Linked DNA regions of Mus musculus: region 1 is linked to region 2. Evidence: chromatin contacts called from ENCODE Hi-C data. All regions are on one chromosome and are shown on one strand. Each heading gives the region's core, a stretch centred on a gene start or an enhancer-like site at or near the end of the contact. The rest is flanking DNA. Distances are from core to core; before and after follow the strand shown.

The links. Hi-C counts contacts between places; a loop is a spot of excess contacts on that map.
Region 1: a map of T-helper 17 cell shows a loop between it and region 2 (28-fold over the local background). The contact joins the promoter of G530011O06Rik here to the promoter of 4930558G05Rik in region 2. A Hi-C loop is called at or near these places in 4 of 37 maps with a recorded cell type or tissue (T-helper 1 cell, T-helper 17 cell and T-helper 2 cell).

What each region holds. Positions count from the first base shown.
Region 1 is chrX:169,976,676-169,981,110 of GRCm38, reverse strand. G530011O06Rik (RIKEN cDNA G530011O06 gene) reads left to right here and starts at 2,194. Exons shown (of 2, transcript NR_029457.1): 1 at 2,194-2,825; 2 at 4,321-4,435. It overlaps Mid1 (midline 1), which reads right to left. Exons shown (of 10, transcript NM_001290505.1): 4 at 4,082-4,189.
Region 2 is chrX:129,049,404-129,053,916 of GRCm38, reverse strand. 4930558G05Rik (RIKEN cDNA 4930558G05 gene) reads right to left here and starts at 2,393. Exons shown (of 4, transcript NR_045441.1): 1 at 2,302-2,393.

The sequences.
Region 1 (4,435 bases), core at 945-3,444, about 41 Mb before region 2:
AAAAAAAACCAAAAAAAAAAAACAAACCTTGACCGTATTGACTGTAATCGTCCACGACCTCTCTCTCCGGCAGGTCAAGAGAAGTCCAGGGGAAGCCGCTTGACCGCGGCTCTGGTGTCTGAAATGTGCCATAAGCTGAAGCCCTCCAGCCAGGAGCCAAGTTAGAATTAAAATTCCAAGTAATTGGAATCACCTCGTGCCTACCGGCCCCACCTACATGCAAGGGGACAGGTTTTGGCTGGTTTTCTGATAATTCCGGAATGGAAAATAGCCTTGGGTGAGAGGGTAGGGAGGATGCCTGGTTAATCTGTCTTACAGACAAGGCAGGCTCAAGCTCCCTCCAGAATTCCTGCTAACTTCAAGAGATTTTTGCTTTCTCCAAGTCATGACTATTATCCCAGGACAACTTTAATCTTGGAGAAAAAAAAAGGAAGGAAGGAAGGAAGGAAGGAAGGAAGGAAGGAAGGAAGGAAGGAGATGTCAGATCTGTAGAACCCTAGGGAATGTCCAATTCCAAATGTGTACTAAGCAAACGAAGGAAATGACAGCCGAATCGAGAGGTGCTGAGCCCAAGATTTCAGACAAGGCTGAAAAGAGTCCATGAAAATGACGAGTCAGAATGAAATGTCCAGACTTGGCAGCTAAGAATATGTGATCTTGGCAGCATGGTTAAAAACACATCGTTCATTCTAAAGGTAGGTCTTGTCCCTATCAGGAGAAGTGTGTACCCGAGTCGAACAAAATAACACCATTTCACACCAGATAGAACAGAGCCTCTGGCAACATTATCTAGAGAGTCGAGGCAGCCCTCTAGCCTAACTCAGGGTGTTAGAACACATCTATTAGGAACTGTCAGAGGAAGGGAGAATTCCAGAAGGATAAGTTAATAGTCTCAACCATAAACCAGATGAGTGGAATATTTAATTACATAACATCAAGAAGATTTAAATGGTACGGCCAAGTTGAAGGCAGATGATAAAATTCTCACCAAACGAGATGAGGTCAGACTACTCTTCTGGCTTCATTTCATGTCACTCTCTTAGCCTTTGAATAGGCACAGCAGAGACCACACGTCTCAAAGATGACGGCTCTTCAATGTCATATTTTTCAGGTTTTTCCTCTGAGGCTATTTGGAGATTAACGGTGATGTTTAAGGACAAGAAGAATAACCGAAACAGGAGATATTGATGTAAAAGAAATTGAGAGCATACTGTGAAACTGCCACGATCTTCTCGAGTGGACTTCCATGTAGAGCGTACTTTTCATTACAGGTCAGTTGACAGTTGCCTCGGAGATTCACAAACACTGTGTGCGATAGAATCAGCTGGGGATCTTTCCCAGGAAAACTCTAGATGTCTGGGCACATCCTCTGGCATTCTAGTTAAGGAGCTGCCATTGGCAGAGCCACAGTAATTTGCATTTGAACGAGCAACGCACGTTTTTAAGTCTCCGGGTGATGAATGACTAGTATGGTCGGGACCAGCATTTCAAATATCAATCTCGCTTTAATCTTTAAGTCCATGGACATCTGTCATGCTTGAATGTCACTCAGACCCTTTTGTCCCTTCTTACCTCGATGGAACTCCCCAGGCAGAGGCCAAAACTCAGTCCCCACGGAAGCAGAAGAATATTCATATCTCGTGAAGCACATCAATGATAATAAAAGATAATAAAAGATAATAAGAGAAAAACGAACGTGCACGTAGATGCTTTGAAAAGGAATCAACGCTCACGGAAACCAAAAACAAGTGTCCTTTGAAAAAAGGAAAATCGAACGGTCACGACCGCCGCATTCTCCTCTGTCACCACCGGGTGGCGACAGAGAGCACGCCGGGAAAAAACTTCCTCCAAGGGGTCGGATTGCCCAATTTCTTCTGTAGCTGTTTTCTGTCACATAATTGTCTACGAGTTTACCTCCAAAACTTATTGATTGCATTCCCGTCTGTGTATTTCTTCTTTGAGTCCTTTTTTGTCTGTGATTTCTTTATCTCTAAACTGTTTCTTTTCAGGTCTGTGTCCTCTTCTGCAAAACGAATCTTACCGGAAATTAGATAATGCTGCTGATTTTGCTGGCTGTGCTTTTAGAAACTCAAGATTTCTTGGCTTGCTTCGGAAATGAGCTCAGCACCTCAGTTTTAAAGAAAAGAATCTGAAAATAGCTTCTTGTTCTCCTTGGTGTGCTCCAATGGTTTTACTTCTGCTTTCCCCTAACCCGGCTCCTGGGCTCAGCGCTCTGCAATCCAATCTCACTGTGGACTCCTGTCTCATCTCTGTGCCTCTGAGGCACCTGTCTGGTGTGATAATAGAATGAGTGGAGTACGGGTCCTCTTAACGACTGACTTGTTCCAGAACCTCAGAACTGAAGTTTGCCAAAAGCTATGATGCCAGGCAGACATCGGCAATACTCTTTTCCCGTCCCTCGTAATGAATAAGAAGCCTTCTGCAGTCTGTGGCGCTGAGGCACAGGCCTGGTTTCTGCCTTCCATCCGATCCAAAGCAATTCCAGATTCTTCCAGGATGTTTTTTAGGCACAGGCATCGGAACTGCAGGCATGCCCGTATCTCTTCAACCATGCCTGTGCTTCCAGCCACAGTTGTGGCATTGCACTTTCATGCCATTCCTGCTTCACCGAAATGCTGCTCTCATTTCACTCTTCACCGTTGGAGTCCATGTCTATTAATGGTGTATGTCTGCAGCGGAGTGAGTGCTACAAAAGATGGACTCTACCTATAATCATGGCCCAAACTGGAATACCTTTTATTACTATCCTCTAGCTCCTGAAAGGAAACCCCAGGCCGTGAAATTCAAGCTGCAGCTGAGTAAGGGTAAGTAAGTACGGTTGCTGCAGAGGTATGAAAAAGTGCCACTGCAATCTGAAGATGGACTCTTAGCGAAGTCCACATCGGCACCTTGGGAATCTTTCAGTATGCTACCTTCCATACCAAAGGAACTTTGTAGATGTCTAGGTTAAGAATCTTAAGGGGTTGGGGTGGTCCAGGATCGTCTGGGTAATCTCTACATAATTCCTAAGGTCTTTATGACAGAGAGACAGGACGGTTCATGTCAGTGAAGTAGATAGCAGGATGAAGACAGAAGGCAGAGTGCTAATGACTTAGTTGTGAGCCAAGGACCATGGATGACCTCCAGAAACTTGACAAGACAAGCATAGCTTACTAACATTGCCTTTAACCTATGTAGCCTTTAGTACAGTGAGACTGCTCTCAGACATCAGAACAGTAAGATAATCAATAAGAAGGTTCTAAGCTACAAAGTTTTGGTAATGTGTAATAGTACGATAGAAACCATCATAAGAAGAATACGTAACCAATTAAACAGGAGAACAGAGGCTTTTTAAAAAAATTTTTTGAGCTACATTGCATAGATTAACAAATATACCAAATGTAAATTTCTTACACTTCCAGATTACTAGACCGTTAAATTCGAGAATTTATCACCACAAAAATAAGTGTTTGAGGTGATGAATATGTTACTTAGCTTGATTTAATTATTATACATTCTATTCATGAACCACAGAATCATGTCGTATCCACCAACATGTACACGTATAACTTGTCAATTTAACATTAAAACGATAAATTTTCTAAAGAAATTTATGTGGGCATGTAGAGTATTGATCCTGGCATGCAACCACTTGACAATAGCAGATTATCTTCTTGGAACATAATAGCAACTAACCATGGCAGAAAAACAGGCATCTGAGAAACTAGGAGACGAAAGGAATGAGAGATGAGTCCACATGATGAAAGAAGATGCACTATGCGGAAGTATATTCTCAGTAGATTCTAGGTGGACACTTACTGCCAGAGGCATTGAGCAAACATGGTGCCATGCTATTGGGAATTTTAAGAAATATGAATAATTCTCTTTCGGTTCTTCACTACTCTTTGTCGAGTATTTTACTACAGCAACACAAAATGGACCAAGGCAGGTAGTTAAGAAGGGATTATGACGAATGCAGAGAGTACGATTTGTTTTTAACTTTCAAAGCTGTAGATGTTGGAGAGAAAGTATATATTCTTCAGGTGAGAAATACAGAACCTTTTTATCAAGGAAACCATACCTTGCCTTCTTTAATCTTTGTTCCAATAATTTGTCTTCGTTGCTGAATGATTTCAATGAGAAGATCACATTCTTCTGTCAGTTTGGCTTCTTGACGGGATGCATTGACCTACAGGATGAATAAAATGGCATTCATCTGAATTTGATCTTAGCCATTCTGAGTGGCTGTGAGGTGGAATCTCAGGGTTGTTCTGATTTGCATTTCCCTGATGATTAAGGATGTTGAACATTTTTTTTCAGGTGCTTCTCTGCCATTCGGTATTCCTCAGGTGATAGCCCAAAAACTTAGAATACCCAAGATACAAGATACAATTTGCAAAACACATGAAACTCAAGAAGAACGAAGACCAAAGTG
Region 2 (4,513 bases), core at 1,144-3,643:
ACAGCCAAGGGTCTTGTTTATGCTAAGTAGGTACTCTATAATTAAGCTATATGTCCAGAACTTATATGTTCTTGTATTTAAAAAAAATATGGTGAAAAATCAAATAATTGCAATTTCTTCACAAATATAATACAAACAAAAATCACAAGACCCATACAATATCTTTTATTTGTTTCCTTGAAACTATATGAAATTGTATAAACTATAATAGAAAATTAAAGCCAAAAAATATCTTTAAAACTTGAAAAATTAGAGAAGGTTACAAAGAATAGTTTTTTTTTTCCAGATAACAAAAATCTCCTTTGTAATGGTCAAGAGAACTTACTTTTCTGGCAGAGGAACCAGGTTTGGCTCAGAGTACCACATGGAACTGCATATATGTCTGTAACTTTATTTTCAGGTGATCTCACATTCTATTTTGGCCTTGGGGAAGAGTTTCCGGAACACATGGGGTACACATAAATTCATAAATTGCAATTGTAAACAGATATACACAATAAATATTTTAAAATCTTATTTGTGAAACTATCAAAATAAATGGATAGGTGATAATCCAGTAACACAATTGGTTAGCACTATACTTACACAGAATAAATGTATAGATAGGTAGATATAGGCTGAAGGACACAATAAAACCAGAAACAGTTGTGCATACATGCCACTTCGTGTGTGTGCATTTGTGTTTCTTTGTATGCCTGTGTGTGTTTCTACAATGTGTTGAAATCAAGCTATGTCCTGGTCTAAGTTACTTCATATTATGTGCAACTGTTTTGTTGTTGTTTGTTTGTTTGTTTGTTTCCTTGTTTTAGTAGACTCTGCTTTTCCCTAAGACCAAATAGACTCCATTTTATAAGCATCTTTTGACTCCATCTTAAGCAATAATGGTAAATGTAGGCTTCGGTTAAAAACAGAAACTGCATCACTTGTTGGGCTCTACCGATCCAAGACAGCTATGGGTTACTCAAATCAGTTTGTATCTAAGATAAGTGGCATAGTGATTTCCTGATCTCCTGAAAGTACCATGAAAGAAGTCAAAATCAGTAGTTTCTGATCTTCCCAGAAAAAGCCTTGCCTGTTCTCATAAGAGACAAGAATATTCCTGCCCTTCACTTATTTTACCCTGTTCCTATAACCTTTCAAACTGCCATGGTTGAGACTTTGGTTTGTGGGATTACCTTTGTCCTCTCTTATTCTTAGCTTCCTTTAAATACATTTTCTTTCCTGCTCAGTTGTTCTATGAGCCCCTAACAATAGCACATTTGCATAGAGGGTTCCAGCAGCAGTCAGGGTGACCCTTTTTGAACAAACACTCCCTGAACCCAGGAAGCAGGTCGGTGGAGAAATGTCACTATTTGTTTTATGATTAGCATGCCTTGGAGCATTGAGTCACAAAGGTCACATTCTCAAGCCTGGGCCTAAAGGCCTAGTTTTTATGTTTGTTTGTTTGTTTGTTTGTTTTGTTTTCATGTTATACTTTTTCACATACACATGTAGTTTTAATCCAGCAACATGACTAGTCTGGCAAAGGAAGTGATCCAAGAATATGATCCAACTAGAATGCAGAAACACCACACACCTTTAAGCTCTCTGGCTGAAATTCATGCCTTTGATCCCTCTGACTGGAATATAGACATACCTTTACTACACACCTTTAATCACAAACAATGACATTTAATTGAGGGCAGACAAAGTGATAAATCAGAGAATGATTTGACAGAGATAGGATGTGCCCAACTCTCAGGAGAAAAGACAGAAAAGAGAGGCTTCTTAAGAATAATGGATGGACCTGGAGGGCATCATCCTGAGTGAGGCAACCCAATCACAAAAGTACACACAATATATACTCACTGATAAGTGGATATTAGCCCAGAAACTTAGGATACCCAAGATATAAGATACAATTTGCGAAACACATGAAAATCAAGAAGTACGACGACCAAAGTGTGGACACTTTGACCCTTCTTAGAACTGGGAAAAAAACACCCATGGAAGGAGTTACAAAGACAAAATTTGGAGATGAGATGAAAGGATGGACCATCTAGAGACTGCTATATCTGGGGATGCAACCCATAATCAGCTTCCAAACGCTGACACCACTGCATACACTAGCAAGATTTTGCTGAAAGAACCCAGATATATCTGTCTCTTGTGAGACTATGCCGGGCCTAGCAAACAAAGAAGTGGATGCTCACAGTCAGCTATTGGATGGATCACAGGGCCCCCAATGGAGGAGCTAGAGAAAGTACCCAAGGAGCTAAAGGGATCTGCAACGCTATAGGTGGAACAACAATATGAACTAACCAGTACCCTGGAGCTCGTGTCTCTAGCTGCATATGTGTAGTCTTCCCTCCCCAGCCTGAAACCTGCTTGCTCAGGGGTAGAGCTTCCTGCTCATTCGTTCTGCCACGCCCACTGCTGGAACCTGCTGCTTTGCTGTTCTGAAGCCATTATGTGCTCACCCTGCTACTGGATTCTCGAGATTATTTGGCGGGAATCGGGTCCCCTCCACCTTCCTTCATAACTGAGTGTGGCAACAGTAAAAATTGAGCTTTGATCAGAGTGACTTTTGACTTGGCTTCTTTCTTCCGCCCGTCTAGTTCCTCTCTTGCAGGCCGAGTTGCCATCTCAGTTGAACTGTTCGTTGCGAGCTGCTGGCCAGCCGCAACACATATATATCAGAAGATGGCCTAGTTGGCCATCAGTGGAAAGAGAGGCCCATTGGTCATGCAAACTTTATCTGCCTCAGTACAGGGGAATGCCAGGGCCAAGAAGTGGGAGTGGGTGGGTGGGGGAGTGGGTGGGGGAGCGTGTGGGGGACTTTTAGGATAGCATTGGAAATGTAAATGAAATAAATACCTAATTAAAAAAAAACAAAAAGAACAGTCAGAGAACTGAATTCAGTTCAGAGCAATTCACTTTGGAGCAGTTCAATTTGATGCAGTTCAATTGAGTGCAGTTGTGCTCATTTCAGTTTGTGGAGTTTAGAGGGCTTCCTAAGCAGAGAAATTAAGTCTGAAGCCAAGTGAAGCCAATTTGAATCAGTCAGCTTTAGCCAACCAGCCAAAATTCAGAAATAGCTAGAAAGTATGAGTTTATTCAGTAGTAAGTCTCAGAGGCTGAAACATTCTAGGCTTCAATTAGCAGATGACAGTTGGAAGCTGAAACCCTTAGGTTCTGGGCTTACAGAAGACTAGATTGTATAGAGGCTAGAAGTTCCCAGGCCTAAGCCTAGGAATAGAACAGAGATTGAAATGCTTTTGGCTCAACCCAAGCCATGTATTTGTTAATCTAGCACTCTCATCTCATCCCATAATCTTAGGAAATAAAAGCAACATTTACATAAATATATACAGGTTTACCTATTTGTTTTAATGAATTCACTAGTGAGATTTTTTTAATATTTTACATGGTGTATTTTCCATTAACAAATAAAGAAATCTAATACTTGAAAAAAGGAAAATTAATTTTTAACACTATAATTATTATGAGTACTGAGTTATTCCTAGATTCCAATAAGAAGTTTGGCTGAAGATAGCAATAATGTACTGCACAAAGGAAAAAAAGGTAGACAAATTTTGAAGTTTAAACCATTCAGAAATGCTTGCTGTAAATATATGTTTAACATGACTTGCAGACTTATGTATTATATAGTGTGCATGTACACTGCAGCATCATCTCATCTCACTAATATGTATACTTTTTATGAGCTTCTGTTTCAGTTAAAAGTGCATTTAATAGGAAAGACAGAATAAAGTAAATAAGTGAAACATGCTGGCAGAATTTGTTATCCATATGGAGAAATTGCATACATATTCCTATTTCACTTCATGTACAAAAATAAATTCAAAATGTTATAATACTATAAATGTCAAAACCCAAGTGCATTATTATTAGAAGGAAATTTGTGTATCTGTCTTTAAGCAAGAAAATACCTACAGATGTCATAAGTGAAATATTCACAGATTTTTCTAGGTAAATGTTTAAAACTCATATCCTTCTAAAATAAAATGAAAGTCATGTATAGTATTGAAATACAACAGAGTGAGAAAAGATCTGCTGTTCCTCACCAACAGAGACCTAAAAATTAAAAGGAAAATTAAATAAAGTAATATTTTATAATGGAGCAAATGATGTAGTTCTCAAGTTTTGAAACTGGATATGTGCACTACTGATAAGAAAATCCTGCTAAAATGCATGTGTTATAAACTCAAATCACAAGATATTGTGGCTTATACAAAGTTTTCTTTGTTGGTTCTCTGCTTTTCTGGAACCTGGGAACGAGTTCTGACTTAAAAAGTCTAGCAGTTTTGATTTTGATCTTAAACCCGACTGGATAATATGTTTTCTTTGAAATCTTTAGCCATCTAAAATTTAAAATTATATTATTCCAAAGATTATTGAACTCTTACTACTCATACAGTTCCTAGGACCATCTACATCATATTATTATATTTGCTTCTTACACTGACTTTAAAGATAGGGAAAATGTATATATCAAACACAATCAGGGTTG